2 separate regions of the Homo sapiens genome follow, and region 2 is linked to region 1. Evidence: read pairs that join two places in POLR2A ChIA-PET (ENCODE). Cell type or tissue: PC-3. All regions are shown on one strand. Each heading gives the region's core, and the rest is flanking DNA. Links, peaks and the distances in the headings are about the cores only.

The links. ChIA-PET counts read pairs that join two places held together with the same protein. Peaks named below come from ENCODE experiments on the same cell type or tissue, not always from the same donor. Only the 100,000 strongest peaks of a DNase experiment are listed, where the experiment ranks them.
Region 2: POLR2A ChIA-PET joins it to region 1 with 13 read pairs; 1 of 35 experiments calls an interaction of 5 or more read pairs at or near these places.

What each region holds. Positions count from the first base shown.
Region 1 is chr19:6,084,394-6,092,823 of GRCh38, reverse strand. The region is part of intron 1 of RFX2 (regulatory factor X2); the gene reads left to right. Among named protein-coding and RNA genes, the nearest start is that of RFX2, 22 kb to the left of the region's middle. RefSeq lists enhancers at 1-252, 5,043-5,542, 5,552-5,621, 5,543-6,044. In PC-3, for the core only: no CTCF peak of the experiment used is centred there; DNase peaks (open chromatin) are centred at 3,953 and 4,753; H3K4me3 peaks cover 977 bases; H3K27ac peaks cover 2,274 bases.
Region 2 is chr19:5,603,091-5,611,520 of GRCh38, reverse strand. SAFB2 (scaffold attachment factor B2) reads left to right here. Exons shown (of 21, transcript NM_014649.3): 7 at 1-401; 8 at 833-882; 9 at 1,426-1,526; 10 at 6,585-6,734; 11 at 6,826-6,938. Among named protein-coding and RNA genes, the nearest start is that of SAFB2, 15 kb to the left of the region's middle. In PC-3, for the core only: no CTCF peak of the experiment used is centred there; a DNase peak (open chromatin) is centred at 3,050; H3K27ac peaks cover 2,500 bases.

The DNA.
Region 1 (8,430 bases), core at 3,648-6,147:
GTCCCCACCCTCCAGGAGAATGCACACTGAACTCACCCACAGTGTTCTGTGGGCCACTTAGGAGGTGCTCAAACCCCCTGGCAGCCTCTCCCTCCCCCGGCCCCTCCTCTGGAACGTGTTCCCTGTCAGCTTAGCTCTGCCTATCCTACAGTCCACGTGTGACTGACTCAGCCTCATTCTGTCACCGTGAGCTGCGCCCATGCTCGCGTGTGCCTCTTGGGGAGGCCTGGCTGCTGGGCTGGTTTGCGCAGCCACAAGCTCATGCTTGTCGCCCTTGACTCCTGCGCGGACTCGAGCCTAGCAACGGCCTGCCCCGCCCCTCTGAATTCCCTCTGGACGCGTGGCTGTAAACTCTGCTACCTTTATTCTCCAGCAGAGCACTCGTTCTTCTGCCTTCTCAGCGGAAGACCTTCCTTCCAGCAGCCCAGCATGCAGCCTGCGGGGCCACCCTCCGTCCCAAGCTGCTTTCTTGGGTCATTGACCCCCTGCTGCCATGGCCCGGGTTTAGGGACTTGAGCCCCTGCTCTCTCCAGCCCGAGGAGGGAGCTCAGTTGTGCAGCCACTAGATCCTGTTCTTGAATGTCTTCCTTGCTGTTATAGTTGGCTTCTTCTTATGGTACAAATTCTTTCTCTTTAACTCTACGTAAACAATTTAAAACCAGAATTCCTGTGACCTAATCCTCGATAAAGTTATTCATTCTTAATCTGAGCTTTTCTCCTATTTTAAATTCAGTGAATCATGGTTTTCTTTTTTAACATCCTTTAAGATTTCTGAGACACCAACCTCCACAGTTTTCCTCCCCCCACTCCCGGATGTAGAATCTTCTAGAAACTCCCTGCTCCTTTATTCTCCAGGGTTAATGTTCACTGAGGGCTTGGCCCAGAAAGTCTACAATTCTCTGACTCCCAAACTGGGACATAGTCTCATTTCAGATTCCTGATTGTAAAATGCCTACCTCCCGCAGTTCATTCCTCATTCAGTCCCTCGGCTTATTCTGTTGATGGGTCTCATGTAAACACGTTTTGCGGCTTAGACTCAGAGTTCCTGAAACAGATTTCCCCACACCTACTTCTCTCCCATCACTCGAGATTTTCACAAACAGTCTGTTAGGGATCGTGTCCAACAGATATTGTTGTTTGTTACTGAAGTTTATTTCTGAAAATGTTCGAATTGTACTTTGTACGTTCTCGTGCCTAATTTTCTCATAATTATGAGAATATTGCATTTTACTTCTCCTGAGGTGAGGAATGCAGGAATGCTTTTAGTCTCTATATCATTGTTTCTCTTCGTGGCTGGCATTTGCCAGCACTCAGCGTCATCTTCTTTTTTCAATTGTGATAAAATTCACATACAATTCACCTTTTTTTTTTTTTTGAAGATAGGGTCTTGCTCTGTCGCCCAGGCTGCAGTGGGGTGGTGCGATCATGGCTTATTGCAGCCTCCACCTTCTGGGCTGGGACTATAGGTGCACGCCACCATGCCTGGCTAATTTTTTGTAGAGACAAGGTCTCACTATGTTGCCCAGGCTGGTCTCAAACTCCGGGATTCAAGCAATCCCCAGCCTCAGCCTCCCAAAGTGCTGGGTTTACAGGCATGCGCCACCACACCCAGCCCAAAATTTACCATTTTAACCACTTTAAAATGGTTTTCATTTGGTGGATTTTAGGATTTTCACAGTGTTGTGAAGCCATCATCACTCTCTAATTCCAGAACATTTCCATCACCGTGAAAAGAAACTCCATACCTATTAGAAGTCGATCACAGTCCCCTACTCCCAGCCCCTGGCAAACACCAAGTCTGCTTCTTGTCTATGTGGGTTTTCCTATTCTGAATATTTCCTGTAAATAGAATCATACAATATGTGACCTTTTTCGTGACTGACTTCTTTCACTTGTGTGTATATAAATATATATTTAAGCCCTGGAAGGTTGGGTAATATTGTTTTGCAGTTCATCCACATTGTAGCCTGTGTCAGAGCTTCATTCTTTTTTATGGCTGAATAGTATTCCACTCCATGGGTGGACCACATCTGTTTATGCATTCATCCCTTGATGGGCATTTGGGTTGTTTCTACCTTTTGACTATTACGAATAGTGCTGCTATGAATATTTGTGGACAAGCTTTTGCCTGGACATATAGCTTCATTTCTTCAGGGAATATACCTAGGAGTGGAGTTGCTGAGTCGTATGGTAACTGCAAGTTAACTGCCAAATTGTCCTTTCACAGTCCCACCGGCAGGGAGTGAGGGCTCCAGTTTCTCCACATCCTCACCAACACTTTTATTTTTCCCTGTTTTTAGTATAACCAGCCTCGTAGGTGTGAAGTGGTGTTTCATGGTGGTTCTTATTTGTGTTTCTGTAATGACTGATGATGCTGAGCCTCTTTTCATGTGCTTTCATCTGTCTATAGCTCTTCTTTGGAGAAATGTGTATTCTTTTTTTTTTTTTTTTTTGAGACAGAGTCTCACTATGTCACCCAGGCTGTAGTGCAATGGCGTGATCTTGGCTCACTGCAACCTCACCCGGCTGAGAAATTTGTATTCAAAGGTGTTATCTGGGCTGGCATGGTGGCTCATGCTTGTAATCTCAGCACTTTGGGAGGCTGATGCAGGAAGATCACTTGAGCTCAGTAGTTCAAGACCAGCCTGGGCAACATGGTGAAACCCTGTCTCTATGAAAAATTCAAAATGCAAAAATAGCCAGGTGTGGTGGTGTGGGCCTCTGGTCTCAACTACTCCAGAGGGTGAGGTGGGAGGACCTCTTGAGCCTGGGACGTTGAGGCTGCAGTGAGCGATGTACATGCCACTGTACTCCAGCCTGAGTGACAAAAGCGAGAACCTGTCTCAAAACAAACAAACAAACAATCCAAAGATGTTATCTTATACAAACAATCCAAAGATGTTATCTCATATAATAATTTTCTCTAATCCACAAGTTTCTGTTCCTCTGTGAAATGCCCAAAGACCCTGAATCATGAAGGTCCCCAGCACATGTAAGAGCTACACAGGGTGGTGGAGGGAAGGGAGGGTGACAGTTCATTCAGATGCTACAACAAAAATATTAGAGACTGGCTGGCTTCTAAACAACAGGAATGTGTTGCAGTCAGCTCTGGAGGCTGGGAAGTCCAAGATCAAGGCACTGGCAGATTCAGTGTCTGGGGAGGGCCTGCTTTCTGGTTCGGCTTCTGCCTTCTAGCTGTGTCCTCACGTGATGGAAGGGGCAGGGGAGGTCTCTGGGGCCTCTTTTGCAAGGACCCTAATCCCATTCCTGTGGGTGCCATGCTCATGACCTAATCATCTCCCAAAGGCCCCACCTCCAGATGCCGTCATATTGGGGGTTAGGTTTCAACATGTGAGTTTTGGGGGGACACAACATTCCAACCATAGCACAGGGTCAGAATCCAGAGGACATGAGGGCTGGCCTCCCCCTTCCCTGTGACATTGCTCCAGCTCCTGCCCGTGCACACTCCCTTTTCAGAGACTGCCCAAAACCCCACATCCTCCGCCACTGAGATGGAGACAGGACAGGAGTGTTGGTCTTCACCCCCAGAGTGTCCCTGACCTGCTGGACGCAGATTTCTAGCGTGGTTATTTGTCATTACATGGGCTATTTGATACCTGCCCTTTTATTTATTTGGAGTTATTTTAGGCTCTGTTTTAAAGACATGAGTCCAAACATCTGAGTCTAATACAGAGTGGGCAAACTAGCCCATGGGCTAAATCCAACTCACTGCCTGTTTTTGTACAGCCCATGAACTAAGAATGCTTTTTTCCTACATTTTTAAGTAGTTGGAAAAATCAAAAGAAGAATATTTTAGGACATACAAAATTATCTGAAATTCACATTTCAGTGTCCATAAATTGTGCTTGCTTCAGCAGCAAATATACTAAAACTGGAACCATAAATAAAGTTTTATTGGCACACAGCCACAGTCATTTCACCCTACAATGGATGGGGTTGAGTCATCTTGACAGCGAGCGCTTGACCTGCAAAACCTAAAATATTTACTATTCCACATTTTACAAAAAAAGCTTGCCACCCCCTGGTCTAACGCACATTACTTGGCTATATGTGACTAGTACTCATGTGTATATGAATGTGATGCTGATTTTGAGGTTTATAAAACCCCTTAGGCTCTTCAATGGTGTTTAACATATTTTTGCTTTCTCTAAGAGAGAGAGGAATAATATTTACTTTGTTATCTTCTCCAGTTTGTTGTAATTAAAGAAGAGTCTTTGGCTACATCCATCTTGCAGGATGAATTTCGTTGCCTTCTTATACCTATGAGAACTGTGCCTTTAAAAAAAAATGCTGGGCTGGCATGGTGACTCAAGCCTGGAATCCCAGCACTTTGGGAGGCTGAGGCGGGTGGATCACCTGAGGTCGAGAGTTCGAGACCAGTCTGACCAACAGGGAGAAACCCCATCTCTACTAAAAATACAGAATTAGCGGGGCATGGTGGCACATGCCTGTAATACTAGCCACTCAGGAGGCTGAGGCAGGAGAATCGCGGGAGGCGGAGGTTGCAGTGAGCCGAGATCACGCCACTGCTGTCCAGCCTGGGCAACAAAAGTGAAACTCCGTCTCAAAAAAAAAAAAAAAAAAAAAAAAAGCTGTAGTGCCCTGGCCCTTCTCTGTGGCATTCTTCTTTGTCTTTCAGGCCCTGGCCAGCCTGGGTTAGGCTTAGAGCAGCACTCTGGGCTGGGAAGGGCTCTGTGTTCAGGGGTCATTGCTTCCTCTTTGTTCTCGTCTCTGACTCACCAACATGCAGCTCTGGGTGACTGTCCCTTGAGGACTGTGGCTTCCTGGCGGGTTAAGCCAGTTCTGGAAGTGGGTGTGCAGCTTATGGCAGCCAGGAGTGGTTTCTGAAATTAATTACTGCTCTAGATGATGATGTAAGGAGTGAGACTCCTGGGGAGAAACTGCCCATGTGGAGAAACCCAGCACCTGTAACCCATCACCTTCGTATCAAAACACGCTGTCCACCTAAGAAGGGCGAATGTGCCATGGCTAATCAAGGAAAATAATTTCTGTTTAGCTGTCAAAAAAGCTATTTCCATGATATCAGCCCTTTGATTTGGAGCTGAAACCTCCAAATCAAAATAAATTCTGCAGCATCTGAATCTTTTGTTGTAGCTGGATTTTTTAGAGTGAAGGCATTGCTAGGAATTACTGACAGAGTCCAGGGAGGGGCTAGAATTGGAATCGGGCTTCTCTGAGGTGAGAAAGTTAGTGGGGACTCGCCTTAATGCCTGGCTGTGGAACTGATCAAGGTCACTGGCTAGATGTGGTAAATCAGATGGGCTTCCTTGGGTTGGATGGGTGGATGCTAGAAAAAACTGCACTTCTCTCTAAGTCCCTTTACTCGCCTCTGGCAGGCATCTCCCTCCTGGGCTTCCTCTGATCCTCGATCCTCAATTCCTGGGCTTGGTGGACTGTGGGTTAATTATCTCCTAAGTGTTCTTTGAAAGCAGAGCCAATTATCAGCACAGTCCCTTCCCAGGCTGTTTGAATTCCTAAATACAGGGCAGTGGGAGGGAGGAGTAGCCACCTGTGGACTGTGGCTCCCTGCTGGAGACGGGTGTGCGTCTCGCTTCGCCCCTGTGAAGGTTATGCCTGTCGCCCTGTCTATCATGAGTCTGTCTCTGCAGCTTGTGGCTTCTGACCCGCTGCGACCATCTGCCTGTGCTCAGTCCCCACCCAGGAAGTGAACTGATTCTGTCACTTTCTTCTAAAGACCACAGATCTGCCTGGTTTATACAACGAAGCTCGTCTGAATTGGAGTCCTCAAATTTGTGAATTTAAGTTTTAAAAGATTAAAAAAAAAAAGACATACTGCTGTAGCCCAGTGGTTTTTAATCTTTCATCAGTCTGGATCTCTTTCAAAATCTGCTCAACACTGGGAATTTCTCCTCAGAAGAACAGGCATGGAAGGGCAAAAATTACATGACAATCTACGTTAGTAGTAAACAGAAAAGGCAGAGGTGCCCATGTGATGTTTGTATCTCTGTAGAGTTGTGTGGTCAGAACAGACAAATTCCCTTTGCAAATAATAGTAAGGAAGCGCATCACTGAAAACAGGAATGAGCCGTGTGCGTGGATGCATCCATTACTGTCAAAGGGGAGACACAGAAGTCATCTAATTCCTGTGAGCTTCTCTTGCAATTCACTTTTACAGTGCCCTTTCCGGCAAGATTAGATTCTTGTGTGTTATTACTTAACTTTAATTATTTGCTTATAATGCAGTCATGCCATGCATAACATTTCCGTCAACAGCAGACCACATATACAAGTGATCCCATAAGATTATAATGCTGTATTTTTCCTGTACCTTTTCTATGCTTAGCCATGTTTGGAGATACAAATACTTACCACTGTGTTACAATTGCCTGCACTGTTCACTGCAGTCACATGCTAGACAGGTTTGTAGCCTGGGAGCAATAGGTTATACCATACAGCCCAGGTGTGCTACGTAGGTTGTAGCGTCTAGGTTTCTGTAAGTATCACTCTGTGATATTCGCACAATGATGAAATTGCCTGAGGTTGCATTGCTGAGAACGTATCCCTGTCAGGAAGCGACTCATGGCCGTATTTTACTCCTGCAAGGGTGCCAAGATCATTCGATGGGGTAAATACAGTCTTTCCAATAAATGATGCTGGGAAAACTGGGTTTCCACATTCAAAAGAATGAAATTGGATCTCCCCTGCCTTTTTTTTTTTTTTTTTTTTTTTGAGACAGGATCTTGTTCTATCACCCAGGCTGGAGTGCAGTGGTACAATCATGGCTCACTGCAGCCTCGGCCTCCTGGGCTCAAGAGATCCTCCTGCTTCTGCCTCCCAACTAGCTGGGACCACAGGCATATGCCACCATGCCAGGCTAATTTTTAAATTTTTTATAGAGACGAGGTCTCACTATGTTGCCCAGGCTGGTCTTGAACTCCTGGCCTCAGGCAATCCTCCCACCTCACCCTCCCAAAGTGCTGGGATTACAGGCGTGAGCCACTGTGCCCAGCCAGGACTTTTATTTTATAACATACACAAAAATTAACTCAAAATGGATCAAAGACCTAAACATAAGAGCTAAAACTGTAAAATTCTTAGCAGAAAACATAGGGAGACATCTTTATGACACTGGATCTGGCAATGATTTCTTGGATAGGACATCAAAAGCACTCACGACAAAAGGAAAAACAGAAGGATTAGGCCATCAGCGTTCAAAACTTTTGTGCATCAAAGAACAGTAGCAACAGAGTAAAAAGACAACCCAAGGAATGGAAGAAAATGTTTCCAAATCATTTCTAATAAGAGGTTAATATTCAAAATAGATAAAGAATTTCTGTAACTCAGCAAAAAAATTTTTTAATGGGCAGAGGACTTGAGTAGATATTTCTCTTTCTTCAAAGAAGATATTCAGATGGCCAATAAGCAGTTGGAAAGGTGCTTCATACCAGTTATCATTGCAGAAATGCAAATCAAAACCCTAATAAGATACCACTTCACACCCATTACGATGACTGTTACCCAAAAGAAGAAAGACAGAAAAATGTTGATAAGAATATGGAAAAATTGGAACTGAACCCATGTGAACTGTTGGTAGGTGTGCAAAATAGTGTAGCTGCTTTGGAAAACAGTATTTGTACACTCAGACAGGGATTTGTACACTCATGTTCATAGCAGCATGATTTACAATAGCTAAAATGTGGCAGCAACTCAAGTGTCCACCAACAAATGAATGGATAAATAAAATGTGATCCATCTATACAATGGAATACTATTCAGCCTTGAAAAAGGAAGGAAATTCTGACACAGGCTGCAACATGGACATTATGCATTATGCTTAAGGACATCATGCTCAGTGAAAGAAATCAGACACAAAAGGACAAATCCAGCCGGGCGCAGTGGCTCACACCTCTAATCCCAGCACTCTGGGAGGCCAAGGTGGGTGGTGGATCACCTGAGGTCAGGAGTTTGAGACCAGCCTGGCCAACATGGTGAAACCCAGCCTCTACTAAAAATATAAAATTAGCCGGGCGTGGTGGCAGGCACCTGTAATCCCAGCTACTTGGGAGGCTGCAGCAGGAGAATCACTTGAACCCAGGAGGCAGAGGTTGCAGAGAGCCAAGATCGCACCACTGCACTCCTGCCTGGGCAACAAGAGCGAGATTCTGTCTCAAAAAAAAGAAAGAAAGAAAGAAAAAAAAGGACAAATCCAGTGTGATTCCACCCCTAGGAGGTCCCTAGAGTCATCAGATCCATAGCGACAGAAAGTAGAATGGTGGGTGCCAGGGGCTGGGGAGGGGGTAGGGAGTGAGTGTTTCATGGGGACAAAGTTTCAATTTGGGAAGATGAGAATGTTCTGGAGATGGATGGAGGTGATGGTTGCACAACAGTGTGAGTGTGCTTAATGCTACTGAACTGTATATTAAACAT
Region 2 (8,430 bases), core at 1,989-4,488, 480 kb after region 1:
CCAGACAGAAAGCTTGCGGAGGAAGAGGACCTATTTGACAGCGCCCATCCGGAAGAGGGTGATTTAGATTTGGCCAGCGAGTCAACAGCACACGCTCAGTCGAGCAAGGCAGACAGCCTGTTAGCGGTAGTGAAAAGGGAGCCCGCGGAGCAGCCAGGCGATGGCGAGAGGACGGACTGTGAGCCTGTAGGGCTAGAGCCGGCAGTTGAGCAGAGTAGTGCGGCCTCCGAGCTCGCGGAGGCCTCTAGCGAGGAGCTCGCAGAAGCACCCACGGAAGCCCCAAGCCCAGAAGCCAGAGATAGCAAAGAAGACGGGAGGAAGTTTGATTTTGACGCTTGTAATGAAGTCCCTCCGGCTCCTAAAGAGTCCTCAACCAGTGAGGGCGCTGATCAGAAAATGAGGTTTGTTTTTTCTCAGTTTTAGACCAGACGCTATCTCCTTTTCATTGGTCATGTAATGACACACATAAGCTGTTTTTTTCTGCAATTGGCCAGCCAGACTGACGAAATTGTAGTTTTGCTTCTAAAGAATGTTTCGTTTCTCTTTGTGTGTTTTTAATGGGTGATTCAATTCCTTTTCTTTTTCTCAACCTACCATGGTTGTGTTCTTAAATTGTTAATTGTTATCTTCAGCTAAATCGAATTGACTTTTACAAATCTGACATTGTATTTTTGGGGTCAGATTTTCCAATATAAGCTTGCAGAGGTGTCTGTTAAAATTTTATTTCAGACTAATTTTCTGGTAGGTATTCAGTTTTAGCACATAATCATATTTTTAGTTTTGTTCTCTTTCGTTTTTTTCCTGTATGAGTAACATTAACTTTTGTCTCTAGCTCTTTTAAGGAAGAAAAAGATATAAAGCCAATCATTAAAGATGAAAAAGGTATGATTTAATTTAACGTGGTAGGGAGCCAGGTATGGTTCCCTTATTTTGGGAGGAGGGGCCTGGAGATATACACACTTTGGATTCAGTAATTTGTTTTGTTATGGGTTACCGGAATCAACCACCTAATGGTTTCTTGAGAGACTAGTTTTAGAAGTTCGCAAGCACCTGCATTTTATGTTTCTCTTGTGGTTGTCATCTATGGGATGGTGAAAAGCACATTACAAGAAAGGAATAATTCTGCTCATTGAAGACTGTTTCAAGGATTTTAGAGACTGCCGTCTTGGATGAGATCTGATCATCAAAAGACATTTCAGTTCATAACTGACATGGGCATGATTATTCCTTGAGTAAGGAAACTCAGTTTTTGCTGTCCAGATTTTCAGCCTTCTGTGTGTTGGCATGTGTGTGTGCGTTAAATTCTTAAGTCAGCAGTTGGGATTGGGCGTCGTTAGGGTTTTTAAAGAGGGCTGCGGTCTTAAGAATGGTTGTGCTTCCTGTTAGGCCTTGGGGTGATGCCTAAGAATCTCCCTCTCGTGCCAGGTCGGGTCGGCAGCGGTTCTGGTCGGAACCTGTGGGTCAGCGGGCTGTCCTCCACAACACGCGCTACGGATCTCAAGAACCTTTTCAGCAAGTATGGGAAGGTATGCCTTCCCTTGCCTCATACCATCCACTGTGATTCAGAGTTAAAAAGGAAGCTCTGCTGGGCACGGTGGTTCACGTCTATAATCCCAGCAGTTTGGGAGGCTGAGGCAGGAGGATTGCTTGAGCCCAGGAGTTCAAGACCAGCCTGGGCAACATAGCAAGATGTTGTGTTTACTAAAAAATGGAACGACAGCAGCGAAGCTCGCCCAGTCTTGTGCAGTGCACCTTGTTTCCTGACTCACAGTAACTAGGGTGCGGAGCAGGGCAGGTGGTTGGTCATATCACAACAGTGCTCAGAACAGCTGTATAAACAGCTTCTCTCTCAATGTTCTTGGGGTTCTTTCTAACTGGTCTCAAAGAGACTGGTGGTCTTTTGTCTTGTGCAAAACTTAAAGCTTACATGATGAGATTTTTCCCTTAAGAATAATTTGGGAGGCCGAGGCGGGCGTATCACCTAAAGTCAGGAGTTGGAGACCAGCCTGGCCAACATGGCGAAACCCTGTCTCTGCTAAAAATACAAAAATCAGCCAGCCGTGGTGTTCTGTGCCTGTAGTCGCAGCTACTCGGGAAGCTGAGGTGGGAGAATCACTTGAACCCAGGAGGCAGAGGTTGCAGTGAGCCAAGATTGTGCCACTGCACTCCAGCCTGGGTAACAGAGCGAGACTATGTCATAAAAAAAAAAAAAAAAAAAAAGAATGAAGTGAATAATTGACTTTCATATCATTTAGCATTTTAAGTATATAGTCTCATAACTAGAACATGATCGTGGTTCAAAAATAAATCACTAAGATGCTGCTCATGGGGGTGGGAGAAAAATAGTACAATTCAGCAGCTTTCCAAAGGAAGGTGAGGACAATTTAAAATGATTCCACTGTTTGAAATTAATTAAGAGTCTTCTTTTTTTGTTTGTTTGTTGTTCTTTTTTTTTTTTTTTTTTTTTTTGAGACTGCGTCTCGCTCTGTTGCCCAGGCTGAAGTGCAGTGGTGTGATCTTGGCTCACTGCAGCCTCCGCCTCCCTCCCAGGTTCAAGTGATTCTCGTGCCTTAGCTTCTCGAGTAGCTGGGATTACAGGCACCCACCACCATGCCTGGCTAATTTTTGTATTTTCAGTAGAGATGGGGTTTCGCCATGTTGGCCAGACTGGTCTCCAACTCCTGACCTATGTGATCTGCCTGCTTGGCCTCCCAAAATGCTGGGATTACAGGCGTGAGCCACCGCGCCTAGCCAAGAGTCTTCTGGTAAGCAATTGGCACTGCCCTGGTCTCCTGGGTGCCTCTGGGGAGTGGCTTCCAAGGGACAAGGTTCGGACCATTTAGTGTCTGGAGGGTGCCCTGATTCCAGGCAGAGTGGGCCCTGTCTGACACAGTTTTCTGGCTACAGAAGCCGTTCCTTTGTCTAGGTCTGTGTCACCCGATCAGGTGTTGGTTAATGTTTCATTGCTTAAGAAGCGGACAGGACCCGGAGAAAGCGTGCTGTTCAATTTTTCTCTGAACAGTCTGTGTGTTCAGCAAGGGCTTAGGAAATTCTTATAGCCATGAATAACCTGTTTATTCAGTTACTTTGTTGACTTCACTCGGACACTGATGATTAAGCAGAGGTAAACATACGTGGTCACTGTCATCACAGATTTTTTAGTCTGGCGGGAAAAAGACCATTTAAGAAATAAACACATATGATGTGTTGTGATGAGCGTATTAAGGAATATTAGAGCACGCCGTCAGTGTGTTGGGGAGGCCGTGTTTAGATTTGGGAGGCAGCTTCAGCAGAGCTCGCTGAAGAAGTGACATTCAGCTGAGGCGTGAGTGACAGAGTTGGCCTTACCTGTGGGGCTCAGCTCTGGACAAAAACAGAAGGACGTAGGAAGGCCAGAGGGGCAGGACACCACTCAGCTACTTGACTGAAGTATGCAGAGCCTCCAGGGCGGATGGCATAGCTCAGGGATAGGGACATACAAGCTTAGTATGGTGCCTGCTCTCATTTGGGTTTTGTCTGTCATCAGAAGAGATATACTTGTAAGGATGATTAATTTGATGGGAAGGTAGAATGGGAAGTGGCATCTGTGTTTCTCTCAGGAGAGTCTTCTGTCCCTTTGGCCCTGGACAGATTCAGGCAGAGCCTTGACTCCTCCATTTGTGTGGTCAAAACCAAGGACGTCAGATGGGAACCTCAAGCTTGTGGGTTCCACCTTGTCATTTCACAGTTGGGGCCATGAGGTCCAGAGACGGGGAATGCCTTGCTTAGGTTGATGCCCTGAGTCAGAGATAGGGCAGAGACCAGGACTCCTGTGTCCCGGGGAAATGTTTACTCTGCGCGCCAGTGGTGGTGGGCTTGGCGTTAGATCTACTGTCTTGTTCTCTATTTTCTGTTCATGTTTGTTTATTGATCTCTTTTTCCCATTTATCTGCCTTCTTGTGGGTCGAGTCCTTTTTATGACTGATGGCTTATTTGCTCTAACTCTGTGTCATTGTGGTTTACTGTAGGATTACAGTACACATCTTCCCTTACAGTCTGTCTGCAAGGGGTGCTCTGTTGGTTTCAGCGTAGTGCAAGAACTCTGTGGGAATATACTTGCATTTCCCCTCCCGTCGATCTTTGTGATGTTATTGTCATACGGTTTACTTCTCTTTAAGAAGTCACCCAATATTTTATTGGCTTTGACTTGTTGTGGTTTGGCTTTTTTGCTTTGAACAGTTGTGTTTTTTTTTGTTTTTGTTTTTGTTTTTGTTTGTTTTTGAGACGGAGTCTCGCTCTGTCGCCTAGGCTGGAGTGCAGTGGCGCGATCTCGGCTCACTGCAAGCTCTGCCTCCTGGGTTCATGCCATTCTCCTGCCTCAGCCTCCCAAGTAGCTGGAACTACAGGTGCCCGCCACCAGGCCTGGCTAATTTTTTGTATTTTAAGTAGAGATGGGGTTTCACTGTGTTAGTCAGGATGGTCTTGATCTCCTGACCTCGTGATCCTCCCACCTCGGCCTCCCAAAGTGCTGAGATTACAGGCGTGAGCCACCACGCCCAGCCAAACAGTTATATTTTAAAGAGACCCAGAAATGACAGGAAAAAATCATGTTCACCTCACCAGGTGCTCTTCGTTGCTTTTTGTTGTATATCCAAGTTCCCATCGGAGATCATCTTCCTCCCTCCTGAAGGAATTGAATGTTTCCTGTAGTGCAGGTTTGCTGGTGATACGTTCTTGTTTCTTTTGCATGTCAGAAAAAGTCTTTACTTTGTCTTCATTTTGAAATAAATTTTCACTGGGTATAGAATTCTAGGTTAATTTAATCTTTGTTCCTTCAGTTACCAATTTGTGTCTTTTCTCTCTCTTTTTCTGTGGCTGCTTTTAAGTTTCTTCTGGTTTTTTTGTTTTGTTTTGTTTTCCCTTAGAGACAGGATCTCACTGTGTCACCCAGGCTGGAGTACAGTGGTGCTCACTGCAGCCTCGAGCTCCCGGGCTCAAGCGATCCTCTCACCTCAGCCTCCTGAGTAGCTGAGACCACAGGCATGTACCACTACACCCAGCTAATTTTTAAAATTTTTGGTACAGATGTGGTTTCTCTGTGTTGCCCAGGCTGGTTTTGAACACCTGGCCTCAAGTGATCTACCTGCCTTGGCCTCACAAAGTGCTGGGATTACAGGCATGAGCCACTGTGCCCAGCCTGTGCCTGGTAATTTTTTACTGGATGTTGTGAATTGTATTTTTTGGGTGCTAGTTATACTTGTATCTCTACAAATACCCTTGAGCTTTTTTCTGGGACACAGCTGAGGTACTGGACACACACTAAGGCAGGGCCAAAGTAGCCTTCAGTTTGGGCTGATTTTGTCTCACCACTGGGCAGTGCCCTCTGAGTAGTGGGTCTGATGGCCCGTGAATTACCAGCCTTTCCACCCTGGCTATTGGGAAGAGCAAACCATTTGTGGCCCTGAGTGCCCCTCCAGTGGTTGTTCCCTCTGCTCCTGATTGTTCCCTCTGCTCCTTATGGGTGGTGCTGTCCCAGCCTCTGGTTTCCTCGCACACGTGTGCACTGGGTGGGAGGAACCCTCTGTGGGTCTCTTCAGCTTGCTCTGCGTGGCTCTGTGTGGCTGTGTCCTCTCTGATACTCAGTTCCGTGATTTCTCTCTGTCTTGGTCTCAGAATCTCAGTGCTGTCTTACCCATCCCCCATTGCCTGGGAATCTAGGCAGTGAGCAGGGGCAGTCAGGGAGCTCTCAGGGATTGTTGTCTTGGGCAGCCTGATGTCCAGGATCTGAAAACTGTCGTTGCCTACGTTTCATCACATTTGTTAGTTGTTTCAGGCAGGAAGACAATGCTTAGTTCTCCCATCTCAGCCAGAAGTGGAAGTCCTTTCCCCATGGGGACATTTCTGACAGTCCATGTCTGTGTCAGAGCTCTTCTCAGGCCCAGCTGGAGTGGATGGGTGCATTTCTTAGTAGCCCCACAGCTGTTTGTGGGCACAGTGGAAATAGAGAAAACAATGTGGATGGGTAGGACTTCTGGTTATTAGTTGTGAGTAATGAAGTTTAATGGTTTTATAACCTTGCATGTTTGTGTGTTTTCCTTGTGATGACTTATCTTGTATTAAAAGCAGTTGTATTTAGTGGCTGGGTGCGGTGTCTCATGCCTGTAATCCCAGCACTTTGGGAGGCCGACTTGGGTAGATCACTTGAGGTCAGGAGTTGGAGACCAGCCTGGCCAACATGGAGAAACCCCATCTCTACTAAAAACACAAAAATTAGCCAGGCGTGGTGGCGGGCGCCTGTAATCCCAGCTACTTCGGAGGCTGAGGCGGGAGAATTGCTTGAACCCAGGAGGCGGAGGTCGCGGTGAGCCGAGATCGCGACACTGCACTCCAGCCTGGGTGACAGAGCGAAACTGTCTCAAAAAAAAAAAAAGCAATTGTATTTGGATAGGTCAGGATTAATTAGAACCAATTCAGTAACTAAAATGGAAAACTACCATATGGGGAGAGGTGACAAATAGTGAAAATGATTCTGATTGCCAGGTAATAACTTTAGCAAGTTGTGTGGTCATTTGTATGAGAGAGTAAGAGTGCCCTTTTTCATGAAGGTTGTCGGGGCCAAAGTGGTAACGAACGCCCGCAGCCCGGGGGCTCGATGCTATGGATTCGTCACCATGTCGACATCTGACGAGGCGACCAAGTGCATCAGCCATCTCCACAGAACTGAGCTGCATGGACGAATGATCTCCGTAGAGAAGGTGAGGCAGTTCTCGTCTATGGTAACTCGCAAATGGAGTTTGCAAGTGAGAAGCTCTGGGCCACACATCATTTCTGTCTATTATATTTTAGGCCAAAAATGAGCCTGCTGGGAAAAAGCTTTCCGACAGAAAAGAGTGCGAAGTGAAGAAGGAAAAATTATCGAGTGTCGACAGACATCATTCTGTGGAGATCAAAATTGAAAAGTAAAGTGAATTTTCAAACCTCCTCTTGGAATCCCTGGGAGGAGGGCACGGGCAGCCACCATGGGCCTTGAAAAACACGCATCTGTCCCCACCTGTACCCACGCAGCCTTGCCAGCTTCCTGCTGGAGTCTCAGCTGATTTTTGTGTTCTGCTGCCACTTTAATATTCAGCTTTTATTTATTTATTTTTTGGAGACAGGGACTCACTCTGTTGCCTAGGCTGGAGTGCAGTGGCACTGCAGCCTCCACCTTCCGGGTTCAAGTGATTCTCCTACTTCAGCCTCCCAAGTAACTGGGACTACTGCAGGCGTACACCACCCAGCCAGGCTACTTTTTATAGAGACGCGGTTTCGCCATGTTACCAAGGCTGGTCTCAAACTCCTGAGTTCACATGATTTGCCCGCCTTGGCCTCTCAAAGTGCTAGGATTACAGGTGTGAGCCACCACGCCCTGCCAGTCTTCAGCTTTCTGTGTAAAGCTATTTAACGAAGTAGCCCATGTCTTTAAGAAGTGGATACAGTTGATCCTCAGCATGTATTTGTTTCCTGATAACTGATTAGCCTTTTGAAAAAACAGTATACACAAAATGTCATTTTCCATATTCTGGTCCCTTGTACAGCCTCTCAGACCTTGGAATCATTTCCTCATCCACGTTGATTTTCATGCAGTTCTCACTTATTAATCACAGCAACTGTCATACACCCAGTTTTTCAAAGATAAAGCATCATCCAAAGGAATTTAGCCTGGTCTAGTGTTGCAGTGAATGACCTTGAGTGAGCAGTTGGTGCTGTGTCTGACAGATGGCAAAAGCATTGCTGTGTTTACCTCAAAATTAAAAATATTCCAAGGCACCCTGTGAGTTCACAGTGCCACCCTGTGAGTTCTCACGGTGGCACCCTGTGAGTTCACGGTGGCACCCTGTGAGTTCACGGTGGCACCTTGGGGTACCTTGGCGTACCTTGGCGTAGTAGTTGGGAACCATGGGTCTGAGGTTCTATTTTTATAAAGGGGTGATTTATATCTTTAATCAAAATGGAGGTAGGGACAGATCTTTCAAGGGAGGTGTGGGTTGTTTATATTTTTAACACAATTGTAGGCTTCTCTTTTGAGAAGGTAGATTTCCGTGTTGTATCTGATCATGGCAGTGTCTCAGAAGGCTGAGTGTCTGCCTTAAGTTTACGTTGTCAACGCAGTTTAGAGGGTAAACATGTCTGTGGACATAGTTGAACTGGGTTTTTGAAGATGTAATTACCAATTTACATCATGGCCAAATTGGAATTATTATTTTTAATTGGAATTATTATTTTTAAAAAACATTTTACTTTTTGAGACGGGTCACCCAGGCTGGAGTGCATTGATGCAGTCATGGCTCATTACAGCCTCGACTTCCCAAGCCCAAGTGAACCTCCCACCTCAGCCTCCCTAGTAGCTGGGGCTACAGGTGTGGGCTACCACTCCCAGGTAATTTTTAAATTTTTGATAGAGACAGGGTC